2 separate regions of the Mus musculus genome follow, and region 1 is linked to region 2. Evidence: chromatin loops called from intact Hi-C (ENCODE). Cell type or tissue: left cerebral cortex. All regions are shown on one strand. Each heading gives the region's core, and the rest is flanking DNA. Links, peaks and the distances in the headings are about the cores only.

Region 1 (7,913 bases), core at 1,652-6,651, 110 kb after region 2:
TAAAAACTCTTCAGATTAATATTTCCTCTTATGCTGTTCAGCAAGTTTTGGTTAAAAATGCTTCCCTTTCAGTCCCTTTTCTTTTGTTCTAGTTCATCTATTTATGACAAAATTTTATCACAGTGAAATTGGCTTTTAAATACTGTAGAGACACAGTACGACATCTAGGATGACAGATTAATTACCTCCTTTCTTCCCTACGGGAAGCCTGGTAAGAATTTGAAGGCATATCTTGGCCGATAGCTTACCCCTAAGGTCTGTGTGTTCTAACAAAAAATAAAATAAAATAAAACAAAGTAAAATAAAATAAAATAATGAAAAAAAGGAATTTTACCCTGGCTAATGATTCTCAGGTTAGCTTTGATAATACCAGCCTGTCAGTTTGGATGAAAGATAAAACATTTACTGGGTAAGTAAAAAAATAAATCAAATGATGAAATTCTCTCCATGGCATGTTGTAGCCAGACCTGCTGAATAAATGATCTAATGAAAATGGAAATAACCTTGAAGGAACCTCCAATAATGGCTCCACTTGTCAGTTTTTCTTTTCTTGGTTAAGGCAGTATTTTTCTTAGAGTTAAACATTCATGTCTTTTTATTCTCTGTCCAACTTCTATTAGTATGCAATCGTACTGAATGCGTAGGAGGAAAATTAGGATATACTCAGTAATTTGTGTGTTCTCCTGGCCATGTTCATGGAGCAAAGTTGGCTGACTTGGATATAATGCATTATCTCTATTAAAATATCGCCATAATATGCTGTCAAAAGCTTTAATCTGATAGAGATATTAGAAGGGTCTATTCTATGTGTTATGTGATGTTAAAGCCAAAGGGGAAAAACTGATACAGTTTGACCATTTATTATAAAGGTATGAAGTTCATAGTTCCAGGAGATGAAAATCTGTAAATATGGTAATAGGCATTTTAAGAGAGAAATCTTACTAAAGAACAGTAGAGCTCACTTTCTTCACCTATAGAATGAGGTTAGAGTATCCTTAGCTTTCAAGAAGGAGGAGGAATAAAAGGCGAAAGGTTTATATGATCTGAAGAGAAACCAGAGTATAAGTGGATGCTCACAGTCAGCTATTGGATGGATCACAGGGCCCCCAATGAAGGAGCTAGAGAAAGTACCCAAGGAGCTAGAGATCTGCAACCCTATAGGTGGAACAACAATATGAACTAACCAGTACCCCCCAGAGCTTGTGTCTCTAGCTGCATATGTATCAAAATATGGCCTAGTCGGCCATCAGTGGAAAGAAAGACACATTGTTCTTGCAAACTTTATATGCCTTAGTACAGGGGAACGCCAGGGCCAAGAAGTGAGAGTGGGTGGGTAGGGGAGTGGGGGTGGGGAGGGTATCGGGGACTTTTGGGATAGCATTGGAAATGTAAATGAAGAAAATACCTAATAAATAAAAAAGGAGGAGGAAGAGGAAGAAGAAGAGAAGCAGAAGCTTTCGTTCCTCTTTTAAATGAAATTTCGCTGATAATCTTGGGAGACTCCCAAAGCCCACCTTTTTGATTCCTGCCCCTACCATGCAAATGAACATTTAGGGTAAAAAAAGCTTTTCCAGAAACATCCCATGAGAACCACCAGAATTGTTCAGCTTTCTCCACCATATTTAAATTTTTGTCTTAATGTCTCCAACAGTTTGAGATTAAAGTCATAAAGTTCCCTGTATGTCTCAAAACATAGTTTCCATAAAAGTGTTTATTACCACTTTCTGAGTTCCTTTAGCTATTTGTTATGTAAATCAGTTGTGCTGCCTAGGTAGGCATTTTAACCCCATAGTGTCCTGTTCCATAGTTCACAGCTTGGCATTTCTTTTACTAATGCTAGTTGTAAATTAAATCAATAAATGTTTATGACATGACCGAGGTTGTTTATTGTAATAGGACTCAAGATGCAAAGATAAATAAGACACTGGCCTTCTCTCCTGGGGCCTCCCATTGTGGCCAGGGAGAAAGTCCAGGAAGTATGTTATGGTAGCACATGGTAGCAACACTTTGGCCTGCTTAGTAACCCACCCTCTTCATGTCTAATAAGAATCCCAGATGTAGCCATTCTTAATCACTTCTGACGTGTCACGAATGAAGTAACTCACACGTGTTCTCCACATTTCAGTAAGTGGCAGTACCTATTGAAACTAAAGCCAGCAATCTAAGAATCATTCTAAATTATCACCCTTTTTTAGCCTAACCTAGTGAACCAGGCAATTCTCCTCATTCTATTCCTAGACTGGATGCTGAGTTGGCCCACACATCACCATGCCTTTTTCTAAGAACCCATTCTGTCTCCATTGCTTTCCACCTCAGCTCCCCTGCCTTCCAGCTTGAGCACTCTCATTTTCACAGGTGCCCAGCCTCGGTGAGTTAGCCTGTAAGGTGGTAGACTTCCAGAGAGACAACAATGGTGTATCTCAGAAAACTGAGGATTTATTTCGTCTGTGTAATGCAAACTGCTAAATGTCCCGAGGCTCTGCTCCACACATTATCCAGCCTTGGCATTTCTCGTGTCCACAGCCCCTCTCACTCTTTTGGGTATTGCCATCATTCACCTGGTTGAAACTGAAAAACCAGTGCAGCACTCAGGAGCCTTTACTTAAGGATGTGGCCGAGAGGTTGCTTGGAGAGTTTTGTCCAGAGTCCTGCAAAATAATATAAGATCATGATAAGAGAAAATTATTCAAAGAAAATTGTTCAAAGAAAATTCCTCGAGATTGTCTGCCTAAAAGAGAAAATAGAAAATGGTTTTAAGTAAACTTTCACATAGGATTCAGAACGTCAAATTATGTTAACAGCCTTTAATAACTTTTACATTGCACTTTGATTAAGATATCAAACAGATTCTTCCGACTACAACCCATCAGAATGTGTGACAGTTAGCTAAAGCAGGCTTTGAAGTATTTTACAGCATTAAAAGCTTACACTGGGAAATGGAGAAGTTTGACATCAATGATTTATGTGTTTATTCTATGAAGTAGGAGAATAGAAGTGAATTAAATCAAAGGCAATGGGAAAGAAAACAATAATAAATGTCAAAGAAGAGATATGCAATTGAAAGCAAAACTAATTGAAAACATCAACAAAGTCAAGCGCGATCAACACCTAGATCCATGATGGAGACAACAGATGAGAGGTATTCACAGAGCTGGGACAGGAGAGGCAAAGGGCTGGTTGGGAGGCGGGAGCTTGACCAGAGCTGGACCACAACTGCAGGTCAGAGACTGGAGGCTAAGAGTCACAAGCCTGTGTCCTTGGCTGGCTTCTGGAAGATGGAGAAGCACGTGATGCTGGAGAGGCCTACAGTGCTGGAAATGGAACATTATTGGGTGGCCAGTGCACTGCTATGGTCTCCTGACCAAACTCCTTTCTCCTCTAGGGTACCTTACACATCTTTTACCTAGTAAAGCTGATAGCTGTCTTCTTCTGGAAAGAGGGAAGTGTAACAGGGAGATGCTTGGAGCTTAATAGTGTTGCACTGAAAGCAGAGATAGTTTGTACTATATATATATATATATATAATGTAATAATATATATATAATATATATATTAGTTTTATGAATTTTCGCTGAAAATTTCAAAAGCTTTTTCTTATTCAAACGCACAAGAATACGTATAATGTTATTATTGACTAACAGGTGACAAAACCGGGCTTACATAGCATGGTTTAATGGTGGCAATTATGTGTCTGGAATGATTACAACTCCAGTTCCATGGACTTGCAGTCAGGGAGCCATGGAATATAAAAATTCCAACTGAATTTGTTGCACTTGGATGCAGTGACACATTTTGGCAGAACTTGAAGGTTTAGGATTTCACATTCCAGGGTGTGGCTACAGTACCATTCTGACACAGAATTAGCATCTCTAATTAATGTTATATAAAACAGAGGCCAGGGAGGCAGAGCCATCAGGGATTGTTCCTTGTAAGGCAAATAGTATTTTTAGGACCAGCGTGCATTTTTCTTTTCGTCCACATGGCACTCAACAGATGGTGATGTGGGCGGCTGTGGTTTAAGATCTGAAGTAGTTCATAAAGACATCCAGTCTTATCCTTGTCTGTCCTAGAGGCAGTGATGGCTACAGACTGATCCAGACATCTCTACCCAAGATCGTGCCAGCAATCCCTGTGGGTGGACCCTGCTGGACCCTGCAGACAGGCAGTGCCCTGAACAGCAGGATGGCTGGAGACAGCTTGTTTCTGCCTGCTGGCAGTGCTCAGAATAGGCATAGCCAGGCCGATTTCATTATGAAAAAGAACTTTTTCTTCCCATGGCATTCCTTAATTCTTAAAAATAAATCCTGAGGCTGAAATCATCTTTCTCCAGAAGTTCCCTTTGGATTATTCTTAATATTTCATTCCACCTGCTGTATAAGCTGTGTCTGTCCAGAGTCTTGGACTCTAGCAGGAAGGGCAAAGGAGTAACGAGGAGCAGGCCTTAGCATGTGCTTTTGTTTATATTCCACAGAAAGCACACGAGCCCCTTGACATGAATCCCTTACTACCAACACTTGTATCACCAGTTTCACTTTCTTCATTTGGTCATATCCCATCATTGTTATTACTTTTTCTCTAAATCAATAAACGGTTCCACTTACACTCATTTGATCCTCTCTTGTCTTTTGATGCTTGCTTGTGTTTGTAGCCTTGCTATGTAGACCAGGCCAAGCTCAAACTCGTGACAGTGCTGCGTGATCCTCCAGCCTCAGCCTTCTGAGAGGTGGGATTTCAGGCACTCAACACCATGCCTGCAGATCTTCTCTTCTCTTATGACTTCCTAAATTAAAAAGCATTCCACATCCCAGTAGATTTCAGAAGTGTGTATATTGAGAAGCCAAGCTTGGTCAGCGTTTTACTGTAATTCTTAGGAGCTCCGATAGAAAGCCCATGCGTGTCCTTGCTCTCATCCCAGGCAGTCAGGCCCTGAAGAGCGTACATTTGAGGGTAGTATCTGTGCTGATTTCCAGAGGTGCAGTGAGCATTATTTCAGCTTGTTTTCTTTTTTTTTCCCCACATATTTCAGTCATGGATGGTTTTCTTACTCATTTCATATAAACCTTCAAATTTTGTTTTAGAAGCTATGTGTCAATCCAGTTTGTGTGGGTATATTAGTCAGGGCTCTCTAGAGTCACAGAACTTAATGGAAAGTCTCTGTAGATTAAATTAAATTACTGGAATGCCTTGCAGCCTATAGTCCAACTAACCCAACAATGGGCAGCTGTGAATGGGAAGTCCAAGAATTGAGTAGTTGCTCAATCCTAGGAGGCAGAGTGTTTCAACGGGTCTTCTGTATAAGCTGGAATCCTGAACAAGTAGATTCCAAAAGATGTGCTGTAAGTGCAGGCAGGCAGAAAAGAACGAGGCCTTCCTTCTTCCATAGTCCTTCTAGCGGAAGGTGTGGCTCAGATGAAAGGTGTGTGTCACCAAGCCTGGACTTGGAACTTGCACTGTCCCAGGCTAGCCTTGAGCTCAGGATGACTTGCCTTTGTCTTCTGGGATTAAAGGCATGTACCACCCTTCCTGGTCCCAAGGTTTTCATGGCTACTATGTCTCAATATACACATCAAAAGTCTGTGTTTTCCAGCCCCAAGATATGAATCACAGGTATGCCCTCCATTTCTGGATTGTATTTCATTCCAGATATAGTCAGGTTGGCAACCAGGAATAGCCGTCACAGTGGTTGAGTAAGTATCCCTATAACTCCTGAAGATGTAGGTTCTCCAATACCTCACTCTCATGAAAGAACAAGCCCACTGGGTCAGCCCTTATGTCATGCCCAGAGCTTTCTAAACTAACATTTTCTTTGCAGAAATGGTCCAGGACTGGTTGGTGCATCCCCAACATTTACATACTTCTCAGATAATTCTCTAAAAGCATTGGGCTGGTTTGCACTTCCCATCAGCATACTCTTTCCTAGTGTTGCTGGTTTGTGATTCAGTATTCTTACCCAGCCCAGTTTCTTTTCCAACATGCAGTGCACCCACTTCTGCAGAAGCCTGCTTATGTCTCAGATAATTTGCCAGTGTAGCATGCTTCCTTGGAGAACAGTGTTCAACCCAGACCTTCCTGGGGCTTCCTTCCTCACACACTGTGCTCCAGTGAAATGTGAGCTACGTACTGAATTAACCAGGGCCAGTCTTCTTCAGCCTGTGGCATAGAACACTAAGTTCTGATAGGCATTTTCTAAACACTCAGAGCACTGCTAGACACATTTATAAAATGTATAACAACCAGATAACTGTTACCAGTAATTGGCAGTCAAACAAATCCGCCTCAGCTCCAACCACCCACCACAGGAGCAGAATAAATGTTATTTTTCCCTTTTTTCCTCCCAGATGAATAGAAGCCTCAGATTCATTTCAGCTGTACAGAATGAAAAAGCCTTCAAGCTACCACCTGTCAATAATCCCTTTTTAAAAATTCTATAAAGACAATATAGCCCCAATAAAGATAGTCTGGGAGAACAGGAGAGAGAAAAATAAAACTCCTGACAACTTCTTTATTTTCATTTTTATATGTTTTTTTTTTCCTAAGTTTTAGCCATCTGTCATCTGTGGTTGATGTCTTTTCATGAATACAGTTTTACATTCTGATTTGTGTATTTCAAACATTTAATTTTGTTAGACATCCCATCTAATGGTTTCAGCCAGTGAGTCTGGGAGTGATGGATGGGTCTTTTCCTCAAAAGACCTGCACTTCTTGAGATGGACTGTCAGTAGATATATATATATATGAGCACTCATTCTAGTCACAGCATAGCCTTACAGGGCACTGGCAACATGAGAAAGGCTAAGGAGAAGGCCAGAACACTGGAACTTTGCACTATTAGCCACTACTGGTGGTCCTTTTTCTCAGGAGGTTGCAGTCTGGCACTTTACAGAGCTCTGTTGACTAGAGGTGTAGCCAGCAAAGGGCCTGACACTGAGAGGCTGCTGTGAGACTGGGATCCTCAGAATAATTGAGGGTGAGAAAAACGTGGGCCAGTGCGGGACTTGGACACAGAGCCCTGTGTACTCACGGCAGCTTTTGAGCTAAGTCTGGAATAAAGGCCACGTGAATTCAGCCTGCATTGAGGTTAGTGTTTGTTTCTCAAGTATTTGTTAGCAATCTTGCATGCTCTCCTCCCCCATTCTCTCCCTCTCTCCCACCCTTCTTTCTTCCTTTACTGACGCATTTTGTCTCTGAGATGCCTACTTGACAAATGTACACCACCCCCCCCCCAAGTCAAAGGTTATGGGTATTAGATTTTGCCATAGTGAACAGAGATGACTTACAGATATAAAAGCCCCTTCCGTTATTATTTTTTCATTTGTTTTCTCCTTCCGATTTCACAGAGGACTTGAATGTTTTCTAGGTGAAACAGGGAGGACATTCAGTTTGCTAAAGTGTACGAAACACTTCTTGAACAAGCATGCAGAGTTAATGTATGCCAACATTTTCTCCATTTTAGAGCTGTGACCTCTTTTTGCAAATTTTAATTGCTTTATTGAAATATAATTGTCAATTGTAAACTAAATGGTATAGCCTGTCATAGAGTTACCCTGTCTCAATGGCTATATATGTGAGATATATATTGATATTCAAGATTGTGTGTGTGTGTGTTTGTGTGTATCCAGAAAACCGTCCTGATATTCGAGACTATATTTAACCTCCCGAAATTTCATGTGTTCATTCTATATCCTTTCTTCCTTGATAAGTTATTTCTCCACTGCTGATGTTGAAAAGAGCCCCCTCAAGCCAGAGTAGATTATATTAAAGGCAGGCTCATTGGGAAACTGCTCTAGGGAAAGTTCACTGGCCCCAAGGATTGAGGGCAAGGAAGTCTACATGGGGTGGGGCAGAGGGAGATGAAAAGAAAGGGCCCAAGTGCAGAGAAAGAAGAGAGAGACAGAGACAGAGAGACAGAGACA
Region 2 (7,913 bases), core at 1,345-6,344:
TTTGTATTTGTTTTGTCCAGAAGGTGATTTTGACTTTGAAGTAGAAAAATATTGATTCATCATGCTATAGCCAGAGGGATGTTAATACATTTTCACCCTTTTTTCCTAGCACACTGATTTATGTCAGTACATGGACAAGCACCCTGGAGGACTCCATCCAGATAATGTGAAGGTAAGAAACAGTATTTTAAGACCGTGAGGTTTTATTTTTCATATGTGTATTTTTAGCTTAAATCTAAAATCTTCTGTGTAAAGGACTAATTATTATTTTAATTGGTGGGAATTGCAGTGTTTTAACATTAGTTTTAATACAGAAACATTCAGATTGTTTCGTACTTTGTGGCAGCTTTTAGTTATAACATATATTCTGATTTTTAATATTTTTACATTTCTGATAATTTCAGATAACTGAGTTAAAAGAACATTTGTGATATATAAATGCCTTTATTTAAAAAATATACAATTTGTCTGTTCTTTCTTCAAACATTTACATTCAGAGGGGTTATCCTATCCCTCTTGAGTTTTTAATCTTGGTTTAAAGAATTTTCTCATTAAAAGGGAAAGATAAAATGTATGTTCTATGATTAGAATGCATTCATTGTTATGGTTACACATTGAGGCTGTGTGTTTAGCTGCAGTTATAAGAATTCAACCATTTACACATGAGATTCCTGCTGTACCTCAGAGTTTCCTTAATTCATATGATTAATGTTTTCAACATCATACTAAAATAAATTTAAGTTTAAGGAGTGAGAAAGAGAGAGAGAGAGAGAGAGAGAGAGAGAGAGAGAGAGAGAGAGGGAGAGAGAGAGAGAGAGAGAGAGAGAGAGAATGAGAATATCACACTAAGGAGGTGGAGGTGGTGGGCAGTGGTGGGATAACACATTTTCAGTGTTTGCTGAGAGACAAGTCATTCATCCAGGCTTATTTTTAGGATTTACACTGCAGGTGGAATTATCCCCAAATATAACTGACATTAGATAGTGAAAGATGCCGCATTGGTATTTCTATTTGATATTAACATATTTTCTAATGTTGTTATATTTGTCACTTATATCTATGAATACAAAATGAAGAACATAATAATATTTAGTAAATTAACAACTGTTCATAATACTGTGCTAGATATTAATTAAAAGGAAGCCACTTGAGCTAAACATGAGACTATGAAGTAGTCCTACATGAATATAAATTTGACTATCAGGTGAAATGTTACTATCTCTAAAGAATATGTCCCCGGCTGGCGAGATGGCCCAATGGGTCAAAGCACCTGTCTGACATAGGCTTCATGTCCTACTTACAATCACAGGATTCCCTAGGGAAAGGGCAAATCCCACTCCAAAACGTGTCTTTTACACATATATTCATGTGCCCACACTCACACACGAATCACACAGAAAAATAACACTAATATTTTTAAATTAGAAGGATTTTGAACTCATTTAAGGCACAGGATTTGGCTAGACATGTCAGATACCATCAAAGGATCAGAGGATAATACTCACTGTATATTTTGGTTGGAAACAAACAAGTGAAATGACTGAATTATTTAGCCTGCAAATTTGTTGGTTTTGACTATGACTTTTCTCAGTGTGCAGCTTGACACTGTGTTTTTATTTTTTATTTTATGCATACCTGTTTATTATGGAGAAAATGTGAATGACATGGAAAGAAGGTTGCTCCATGGGTGAAAGCCATTGCCCCTGAGCACAACAACCTGAGTCCCATACCTAGGACTCGTTTGTTGTAAGGAGAGACCAAACTCCCCCAATTTTTCCCCAATAGACAGGGTCACACATGCCACCACTACAAGCACACTGAACAAATAAAATAACAGATAAAGTAATACACTTATGAAAGTTTGATTTGTATAGAATTTTAAGTATCACAAAGCTGATGTATCATGGTAGACCAAAGACAGCGAGGGAGCCGCTGGGCTCGCCTTTGGCCTCTGGCTCCACAGAAGCACAGGAAACATTTTAAACTAACTTGTTACTAATTTTGAGCAAAATATTTGTGAAAGTTCTATTATTTGTCTGTAGCATTCATTAGATGAACTTGGATAAGCTCAAGAAAATAAGTCAGTGTTAAATAAATTTTCCCAAACTATTTTTGCTAATTTAATTGCCTACAGAATGTGTCTATTACCAGTATGACATTTTGAAATAAACATTAACTCTTAACTAATAATTAATATTTAAGCATTGTATACATGTTTGACAGATGAGTAATTTCAGCTATTAGTCACCTAGAAGATGATTATAACCCTGACGTAAAAGCCTGAGAACAGGGCCTCTTTATTAATACTTATGAGGATTAGAGAAATAGCAACCCACTTCTATGGCATGAAAGTTGGTATGTAGGAAACTGCTTAGCTTTCTTGGAGACTGCTTACTTTTCTACATTTTAAATATTGTCTACTTCAAAGCACATTGGAGTTTGGTCATAATTTAGTCACATACATAATTTGTATCAGTTTGCAATCTTATGCCCATTAGTGAGTTTCAGATCGGCTATTGGATTTTTAAATGACTGAAACAGCTTAAATGTTACCCTTTATTCGGTTTCATGTATTTAAAAATTGATAAGCATGAGAGACTGGAAATTAAGGTTCCTGGAAAAGAGAAAAGATGAATTTTCACAGTCTCTAGCTGACAGACATAGATGGAGATGGTGGCATCTTATTATCTTGATGAGATTGAGCTTTCCTGTGTTTTATGTAATGTGTTTCCATTTCTGTGGTATAATTACTTTCCTAGATGATTCTTTGCAAAATTACATTTACCATCTTCTTCTTTTTTTTTTTTAAAGCTTATTCCCTGAAGTATCTGAAATCCTATTGGTATAAAAACTAACTCCCGTTTTTCATTTCAGTAGAGATACTAATTAAAATAATATGGAGTTTATTATGGTTGAAAACTTGCTGTCGTTCTTCCGTAGTCCAGAGAACAAGCAGGTGTGTTACAGATAAACTAATGTGATGCCAAATTAAGTTTGCCTTATGCAGATGGCACTGAGCATACATTCCTAAATTAGACTTTCTAATACCCAGAGGGAAAACCAAATGACACCCGATTTTCTCCACATACTTCATTAGAGTTTTCATTTAGCTGGTAATGATACCCTCTGATGCATTGGCAGGAGTATTATAGAGCTTTTCCTAATTCTGTATGTTAGGAAATATGAGTCTTCTCATGAGTCTATTAAGTAGTGGGTCTCTATAAAAATTCTGCCTCCAGCCTGGATTCCTGCCCAGGAATCTCTTGAACACTTTGTCCTGTTCTGGTTATAAGATAGAACATTCACATCTAAAGCTTAAAGGATTGCCAGTAAAAATATAACAAAACGGTACATACCAGTCCATGTCGTATTAGACATGCAAGGTGCAGCTAAGAAGGGAATCTCATGGTTAACCTGGGAGTCAGACCTTCAATAGGGTCATTTGCTGATGTGCTTGTTAACTAATGGAGCTGACAGAGGAATTAAGGCCAGATAATTAAATAGTACAGTCTTCCATGGCAGTGTTTTACAACTCAAATTTAAAGGATGATATAATACAATCACTAGATTATGTAAGTGTGAAGCAGAAGCATCCAGTTGGGAGCACCCATTGGGAATGGGAGAGATGGCATCCTAGGACTCAGACTTAAGCTGCGTATTCACCCTGGTTCTCTCCGTGTAGCAGTGGATGTTGCACAGAACACTTGTGTCTTATGTTTGTCAAGACCTATAGGATGCCTTTAAAGGCAGGTTCAGGAGAGTTGCACACTCTACTCAGAACTTTTCTGTTGTCCTGAGTAAGCATGGCTTTTGTGTGACTCTCCTGGAATGCTGGGAAACCTATTGTAAACCATAGGCATTATATTATCACTGTTCACATTTCTGCTACGTCTTATACCTCTGTGGGATTAAGAGAAATTCGGTGATCATTTATACCAAATGCACTCGTCTCTAATTATTACATCTCTCTTGCAGTTATTTTTTTTCTCTGCAATGTGGCTTTTTTTTTATGAATATTCTCCAACATTTTTAGACTTGTTCATTATTTGTTAGTCTTTCGGTCTGTATCTTTATCTCTTTTTCTAAAACGAATTTATATTAGCCTTCCCCAATTATATGAAAATATTTTGTGCTGGTTTTTGTCTCTTAAGTTGGTTATAGACAAAAATCATTGAAATAAAAGTGATTGTCCATTTTCTTTGTGTGAGAAAATAATTTCTGCTAAGTTTTTAAGTTTGGACTGATTAGCAGTTTCATTCAGCAGAATGCTTGTCTTCTGGTCAGTTTCATGTCAACGTGACACAAGTGATAATCACTGGGAAGAGAGACTCCCAGTTGAGAAAATGCCTCCCTAAGATAGGCCTACAGGCAAGCCTGTCCAGCGTCCTGATTAATGATTGATACAGGAGTGTCCATCGTGTCCATCCCTCTGTGGTGGTGCTGCCCCCTAGGCAGTGCTCTTGGGTTGTATGAGAAGCTGGCTGAGCAAGTCAGGAGTGGACAGTAACTAAGCAGCACATCTCCGTGTTTCTGCCTTGTGTTCTTGGTCCGGTGTCCTTTCATGGTGAGTTGGGATATGCAACTGTTAACTGAAGTAAACCCTTACCTCCCCAAGATGCTTTTGGCTTTGCTGCTCAATCTAGGCAATAGGAACCCTAATTAAGACCCATGACTCTGTGCGTTTTCATCAGACATAGCCTGGTAACTTCTAGAAGGTTACATATTGTATCAGATCTGCTTATCATGCAAACACATTTGACTCCCCAGGGGTTTCCTAGATCAAAATCTTGCAACTTTAACCTGCTCACTCTGGGTATTGTCTTGCTTGGTGTCCACTGTTATGCTAAAATGTGAAAGAAGGTGAGATGGAAGACAATTGATTTGATTAGCCCAACTTTCAAATAAAGTGAAAGCAGTTATTTCCACAATAGCTTGCTACATACCTCAAAGTCTCATGTTTAAAAAGGATTTCTATGCAGAAAGCTGTTGTCTTTAGGAAAAACTTATTAGTGTTCCATGATCTTAGAAATGTAAATTAATTTTTATATTATTTAGAAATTCTGAAACATGTTATATATCTTTCTGAAGACATTATTGGAATATAACTAATAATTAGTAAAGTAGAAAAACCCAAAGTGGATAGAAATGAGAATAGTTTCTTTTACTGTGTGTTGCATGTTCCCTAACATGTGGATATAGAAGACACATACTTTAAAATACTGCATCCATGTGGCCAATGCACTGTCATGGATCCTTGTATATTTCTCTGTCTGAATAGTGCAATGTATGCTTTCAAGTGTATGCACAGTGGCTTATGTCATGGATTAGCTAGTTTTTAAATATTTCATCTCATTTACTACCCTTGTATAATCTTCCTGTTGTTTTAAATCTGACATAACAAATTGCAGTGATGCACTCACTGTAAAGTAAAACTACCTGGATGTGATTGAATGTATTATTATATTAAAATTAGTACTTAATATTTACATTAGATTTTTCTGAAGCTTAATTAAATGGAACTAGTCATGATAAATCATTCTATGGATTCTCCAGATCAAAGAACTACCTTGACAAGAAAAGTATTATCTGATGCAACATACAGAATATTTTTAGGATGCAATATTTCTAGTGTTTTTCTAGAAGGACGGATAGGTAGACAACACCTAGAGTAATATGTACCATAAGAAGATCTCAGTAAGTGATTGATACCAGTCATTTTCTTTATTGCCTATTCCATTGTTATTCATAGAATTATGAAATGATACAATTCAGTGCTATATGTGGCTGTTAAAGGTATCCATCCTCAATTCAAACAATCCTTTTTAAAATGAGGCATCCAAGATACAGAGATGTTAAATGGCCTCCTGATGACCGCAGAGTAGGCTAGCTCTGCTTGTGAGAAAGTACTGGCTTGCATGGGGATGTGCACTAGTGCCAATAGCTCTTCCTGGTAAATTACATAGACCCTAATGGACAACAAACAGACCTTAAAGGAAATTTTCACGGCTTGGATATCTGCAAAATGTTCACCATGCTTGATCCTGTATTAAGGAGAATCTTGTATACTAAACAATCTTTGTATTTCTGACCATTCATAGAAATGGACGACTCTAGAAAATAAGATAAAGTGCATATGAAGTTACATTTTTGACACTGGTGGGAGGGTCTCGTTATAAATCTGTTGCTGTGTCTCTAATACTTTTGAGCAACAAATATGACATATATTAAGTTCAACACTGTATACCTTTATCAATTGATTTTCAAAGTTATGATTAGAATACCTGATTTTTCTCTTTCTAAAACTTGTTTAACATGTTTCAGAAAAGAATGGCTAAAAATATTTCATGGTAATAACAAGCGTAATTTATTCTATTTTAATCTCTCTATATATTATATCTATGTCCATGTCTATGTCTATATCTATATATCTCTATCATCTATATAGATATAGATAGGTAGAAGTAAAGATGTTATATATGTTAATAAGTTTTACATTACTAAAGAAGAAAAAGGGGTTATTTCTAGGAAGTATATGTCATGAACTTCTCCATGCAGAGGAGGATAAGTCTATTCCTGGCGTTCCCCATTCCAAGGACATTGCTTAAAGCTGCTCTCATTGGTATTTCAATTACAGAAAATGACCATGCCCAAACTGGGGTGCAAACCTTCAGAGAGTCTACTGCTGTGTTTGGAAGAATCTTTTCAGAAGGATTAAGTAGGATATTCTAAGACCAAGTGTACAAGGAAGACCTCATGTACACTGCAGAGGAGAGAAGGGAAGGTGCCTCCAAATCTAACCTACCAACATTATACAATATGGTGCAGTCTGCTGCCATATTATTTATTCCTAGGAAGATTTTAAATAGATTAGAAAAACAAGGCGGCTTGGGAACCATGAGTCCATTATATGCTAATTGGAGCTTTTAAGAAGTTGAGTTTATTTAATAATGAAAGCACATTGATTATTTGGATGTTTGACTATCACGCTATGCTTGTTGTAAGCAGCGTAAATGCAGTAGTGCGATGTAGTGTAAGTTCCCACGCATCGTGACAACAGGTGACATTGAGGACACTTGTTTCTGACTTTTTTAAAATTCTGTTAGATTGAAGGGATTAAATAGTACATGTAACAGAACTTGGGGCGACCTTGGCAGTAAGAAGCTGTCTGTATTCTTTCTTTGTCATTCTGTGGGTTCCACTGTCATTTGCTACTTTGAATAACAATGCTGATGCAGAGCTTTCCCCTTGGCCTGTGTGGGTCACTCTGGTGGCTTTTCCCTGTCACATTCCCTGTTGTTTTTAGAAGGCCAGGCATGAGCTTATCTTGTGGTTTATGCAGCACCTGAGGGAGTGGCTTTCCTTAGAAACTTACATGAGAAAGGTCAGTCCTTGCCTGACTCTGTGTAAGCAGAAAGCCCCCATAACTAAGTTTCTCCATTATTACTGAATAGTAGCATTCCATGTTCTAGTTAAGCTCAGCCAGGGACAGAGTTGTCGTATTCCCTCCCTGCCTGGCAGGGCAGAGACTGCAGCTACCATAAGGTGCTAATTGTGAATCATCGACTTTTCTCATGATTTCAGTGAAGATTTTCCTTTTTCTCTGCCCTTCTTTTTTCCTCCATTCCTTTCCTTCTAAGAGCTTTTCCCTTCTTTTCCCCTCCTGGTCCTTACCTTCCTTCACCTGGTCTCTTTCCTTCCTCCCTCCCTCCCTCCCTCCCTCCCTCCCTCCCTCCCTCCCTCCCTCCCTCCCTCCCTCCCTCCTTCCTTCCTTCCTTCCTTCCTTCCTTCCTTCCTTCCTTCCTTCCATTTGCTTGTTTAACTAGGTCTCATTATCCAGCCTAAGCTGTTCTCCTGCAGGGATCTGTTTATGTAACTGTCAGTCTATCAATGCATAATGCTATCTGGCAGTGTAG

Evidence for each region. Hi-C counts contacts between places; a loop is a spot of excess contacts. Peaks named below come from ENCODE experiments on the same cell type or tissue, not always from the same donor. Only the 100,000 strongest peaks of a DNase experiment are listed, where the experiment ranks them.
Region 1: a loop joins it to region 2, with 2.6 times the contacts of the local background. A loop is called at or near these places in 2 of 42 quality-filtered maps.

Annotation. Positions count from the first base shown.
Region 1 is chr5:4,989,498-4,997,410 of GRCm38, reverse strand. The region is part of intron 10 of Cdk14 (cyclin-dependent kinase 14); the gene reads left to right. Among named protein-coding and RNA genes, the nearest start is that of Fzd1, 240 kb to the right of the region's middle. In left cerebral cortex, for the core only: a CTCF peak has its summit at 3,978; DNase peaks (open chromatin) are centred at 3,969, 4,739, 6,030, 6,205 and 1 more place; H3K27ac peaks cover 3,972 bases.
Region 2 is chr5:5,096,051-5,103,963 of GRCm38, reverse strand. It overlaps Cdk14 (cyclin-dependent kinase 14), which reads left to right. Exons shown (of 15, transcript NM_011074.3): 7 at 110-172. Among named protein-coding and RNA genes, the nearest start is that of Gm30151, 270 kb to the left of the region's middle. In left cerebral cortex, for the core only: a CTCF peak has its summit at 4,440; a DNase peak (open chromatin) is centred at 3,206.